Linked DNA regions of Homo sapiens: region 2 is linked to region 1. The links are chromatin loops, found by intact Hi-C in ENCODE. Cell type or tissue: MCF 10A. All regions are shown on one strand.

Region 1 (2,500 bases):
TTAAGTATGTGGACAGAGAAGGAGACATTTTCATAAGTGTTAAATAACAAACAGAGAAATTTTCCTGAATGCTTCACTTCACATGACATTTGCCTTCATAAAGATTGCTCAGTACAGAAAAAAAAGAACTTTGAGAAACCCTTGAAAAAATGTATGAGATAGAACTGAACAGGCATGAGCTGTCATGCCTAGGATAAGTCAAAGAAGGAAGTCACCATGAAACATACAAAACAAAAGTGACATGGGAATCACGAGGTCATAGAATTAAGCCTGCCACCCGGTGGAATGTCACACAGCATGCAAATTAAAATTAAGGTCTCAGTACTGAGCTACTCAAGTAAAGGGATGAGCATTGTTGGAATATACCTTGAGTTGGACACACAAGTCCACTATGGTGAGATGTTTTTTAATGTCTCTACTAAACCTAATTTGATTCTGCAGAATATCTGCCTTAAAGTAACATTACATTTAGGTCTATCTAACTCCATTCTTTTGAAATACAAATTGGCCTACCCACTTAGTTCTCCATATGTAATATGTCAGGAATAAGAATTTTTCTTTGTAATAACTAGTCACATTAATAAACATTTCTTAGTATCTTTTGATACATAGAACAGACTCTTGCTTGAGTATTAGGAAATATGAAGAAAGTTTATTGCCCTGTGAGAAATTCGTAATTGGTCACTTGGTGAATTTGTACTTTATTGCTTTTCCTCTGAGAAATGCATTCCTTGGTTTATAAGACCTTGAAATCTCTAAGATAAAGAAATTTTGTTTCTATTAATGTTGAGAAACGTCATCACTATTATGTTTTTATGGTTGGATCTTTGGTGGTTACCCATTATCATTACAGACAACAATTTCACACTGTGCCTCTAACATTCTCAAATATATGAATTAACAAAGAAATTGTATGAAATCCTGAGAAGCACAGAAAAATGTATGTCTTTTTTTTTCTTAAGCTAGATATTTAAGAACAAGGCACAATACATCTTGAAAAAAAGATTTATAGAACTAATAAAATCTTGGCAAATAAAGCATTATGATTCCATTCACAAATGTGATAAAGACAGTAAGCTAAACTTTCAAAGCTGCATCTTAGACACTTTATCCTAACTAGGTTTTCTAAGATTTAACCACCCATGCGAATTACTATGTGTTGTGAATTTCAAGTACCATTTTTGCCTTTATTTATTGGATCTGCTAATTTTTCACTTCTGAGTCACAGCATTCCAGCTGAGTAATCATTGCATCATTATTTTAAAAAAAGGAAAGAAAGGAAGGGAGGGAGGGAGGAAGGAAGAAAATTATAAAACTCATAACTTTTTTGCAAAACAAAACCATGTTTTCCTCCAAAATACAAGAATTGACAGCAGAGTTTATGCTTTTCTCACAATTGCAAATACAGTTGACCTTTGAACAACATGCATCTGAATTGCACGAGTCCACTTATACATGAGTTTTCTTCTGCGTCTGCCACATCTGAGACAGCAACACCAATTTCTTCTCTTCTTACTCCTCCTCAGCCTACACACTGTAAACACAATGAGGATGAAGACCTTTATGATGATTCATTTCCACATAATAAATAGCAAATATATTTTCTCTTCCCTGTAATTTTCTTAGTAACATTGTTTTTCCTCTAGCTTATTTAATTGTACAAATTCAGTTGTACAAATTCAATTGCACAATTAAATAAGCTAGAGGAAAAACAATGTTACTAAGAAAGTATATAATACGTATATAAAAGCATATAATACATATATAAAATATGTGTTAATAGACTATGTTGTCAATAAGGGTTCTGGTCAACAGTAGGCTATTACTAGTTAGAAGTTAAAGGAGTCAAATGCTACATGTGAGTTTTTCATTGCATGGGGGTTGGCGCCTCTAACAACCGCATTGTTCAAGAGTCAACTGTACTTTTCATTATTAAAAAAAGAAAAAACTATACTCACTAAAAACTTAGTTGCTGATAGAAGCACTCCTAGCATCAAAATCTGTATTACCCAGAGTTTTCCAGAGAAACAGAATCCACAGGCTATGAGTGTGTGTGTTTATATGTTAATATCTAAATGTATATATATAAGCAGAGGTTCATTTTAAAGAATTGGCTCATGCAATTATGGAGGCTCAGTGTATCCAAAATCTTGTAACGTTGGTCACCGGTCTGGAGACTCAGGGAAGAGTTGAAGTTTGAGTCCAAAGGCTGTCTGTGGCAGAATTTATTCTTGTTGTGGAGGTTGAGTCTTTTTTTTCTATTTAGGCCTTTAATTGATTGGATGAAGCCCACTTATGTTACAGAGGGCTCTTTTCTTTACTCAAAAGTTCCCTGACTTATATGTTAATCTCATCTAAAAAACACCTTTACAGAAAACATCCATAATAATGCTTCATCAAATATCTGGGCACCATGGCCCAGCTGAGTTGACACATAAAATTAACCATCACAAACATAGATATAAAACCAGTTCTATCAACAGAAGAAAAACTCAAGGAG
Region 2 (2,500 bases), 100 kb before region 1:
TCTTGTATTAATTTGTTTTAAATGTCAAAATTGACAAAAATGTTCAGTGTTGAATTCTAACTCAAATGGCTATTTCTTCAAAGCATTAGATAATAGCTATGTTTTCCATGCTGTTTTCACGGAAGCAGCCAGCAAATATACCCAGAATTTTCTGTGAATTGTTGAGTATAGCAACAAAATAGATCAAATACTGGAAAAAAGCCTTAAGAGAAGTTTTAGTCATCCTGTGTACCTCATCATAAGCTATTCCAGGGAATCTCTAGCATGTGATTCACTCTGAAAACAAAAACAAGAGAAATAATTGGTATTTACTGAGAATAGTGTTTGTCAGCTCATACCTAGCTACCATTTCATTTTATCCCACAGCTTCCTCCTAACATGGGTGGACAAAAGATGAGATCATCATATTTAACAGGCACTACAGCAACAGGAAAACCTGGTGCTTTTGGAACGTAAAATTACTGAGTTTGACATGAAACTAAGAAACTGGGGTTCACATGGACTTCCTGGAGTTTAAGCATGTCTGATGTACTCAAAATGCTAAATTAGATTTCATGCACTGAGCCTCTTTATCTTTATTTTCTTGAAGATTTTGAGTGTGAATAGGCTTAAAGAAGTGTCGAGCCATTGTGGAACCACTACAACCCCTGCCATGATTACAATTCCCAGGGTATGTGATTGTACAAGTAAGTGGCATCCTCATCCTGGTCTTTTCCCCAAATTTGTTTTGAATCATGTGTAAGTTCTGTCGCCCCTCTATGCAAGCAGAATAGAGGTTGAGAGCCTATGGTTTGGAGCCTGACTGCGTGGTATCAAATCCTGACTGTGCCAGTGTGTTATATATATGTAATCAAAGCATATCATTTTGGTTTTACCTCGCTAGGATTGTTAGGAGAATTAAAAGCACTTAGAAGAGTGCTAGATATATAGTAAGTTCTGAATACATGTTATTTATTTTGTTTCTTTAGCAAAACTAGTCATATTGCATAAGATATTTTATAAAGATAAACTTCAATAATTAGCCTTGTGACTGGAAACAACATAGGAAACATTCTGGATCTTAATTAATTTCCTTAGTGGTAAGATGAGGAAATCTCAGAAATGATCCTTAAATAGTGAATGCCAAAATAGTCTATGCTAATTAATTACAATTACAGTTGCTAGTGATCATTGTAATAAAATATCTTTGAAGGATGTCTCAGATGTAAAAAAATATTAACAGTCACATTGGGAAACTGGGTTGTAGATAATAAAGTTAAACTCTGCCACTCACTGAGGATGTTTCTATCTAAGTTCTCTAGTATCTAATCATTCTTTAGTGTATTATCACTTTTAAGAGCTCAGATAGATATAGAAAGCATTATATAGTAAAATCTCTAAAATTGTAACAAGAGAAACCAAAGGATCCAAGAGGCATAGTGCTTTGTTCAAGTTAAAGTCAGCAAATTGGTGACTGGTAGCATCACCCAAGATGGCCCCCAAGGGTCACTATCTCCTGGTAATCATGTCCTTATATAAGTTTTTCCTGTTTGCCTATGGGCTGGACTTAGTAATTTGCTTCTAATAAATGTAATGAGTGGAAGTACTAGTATGAGTTTTTCTCTCTATCCCTCTCCTACTTTGTTGGAAGCCAGCTGCCAAGTCAGGAACAGCCAAAAGAAGAGGCTCAATTGGCAAGGAAATGTAGTCTCCTGCCGACGGCCATGGGAGTGAGTTTGGAAACCGACCCCCTATCCCCAGTCATCTCTTCAGGTGAGTGGTGCCCCAGGAAACAAGTTTATTACAAGTTCAGGGGAAACTCAGAATCATCCAGCTATGCTGCTCCCAGATTCCTGGCCTTCAGAAACTGTGTGAGATAAAAATGTTTTGTTGTTTTAAAATGTTCATATTAGGGTAAATTTGTTACGCATCAACAGAGTAATGATATGAAGGCAGAGCTGTTATCAGAGGATCATGTTCTTGCTGAGCAGATAGAAATTTCTTGAGTAAAGGGTGGAATCACTATTGTTTGTTTTCAGGTTTTAACAACACATTTGAACAATGATATAAAGCTCGAATTATTAGTTAAAATTGTTCAATTATTAGTTCAAAGTTGAAATTATCATTTTTAATGAGCCCATTACTCAGTCACAGGGATGGAAAGCACTGATGGCACTCCTCATTTACCAACCACCATGGCCACAGCATTTCTAGCTATTTACTGAGGCTCCACCTAATCAGGGCAGATCTTAAATCCACCTCGCCTGTTGGGGTGAATAAACACTTCTTACAATTCCTGCAGGTGACAACAACTTTGCAAACAACATTCACAGGTGGATTGGATCCTTTATATTGTGACAACAAAACCTCTAATTGAGGACTTAAAATAGATTCTATTTTTCAGACAAAGAACTATTTACCTAGCAATCTTTTCAAGTAGATCAGTGTTTTAATCATGGCTTGACACCGTGAGGAAGCATGCTAAACAGTCCCTCCTTGGTCATTAAAAATATCAGGCTTA

What was found. Peaks named below come from ENCODE experiments on the same cell type or tissue, not always from the same donor. Only the 100,000 strongest peaks of a DNase experiment are listed, where the experiment ranks them.
Region 2: it touches region 1 in a loop (11-fold over the local background); 3 of 110 quality-filtered maps call a loop at or near these places.

What each region holds. Positions count from the first base shown.
Region 1 is chr3:110,419,063-110,421,562 of GRCh38, forward strand. No RefSeq gene overlaps it. Among named protein-coding and RNA genes, the nearest start is that of NECTIN3-AS1, 650 kb to the right of the region's middle. In MCF 10A, no CTCF peak of the experiment used is centred here; DNase peaks (open chromatin) are centred at 1,239 and 1,499.
Region 2 is chr3:110,317,974-110,320,473 of GRCh38, forward strand. No RefSeq gene overlaps it. Among named protein-coding and RNA genes, the nearest start is that of MIR4445, 720 kb to the left of the region's middle. In MCF 10A, no CTCF peak of the experiment used is centred here; no DNase peak of the experiment used is centred here.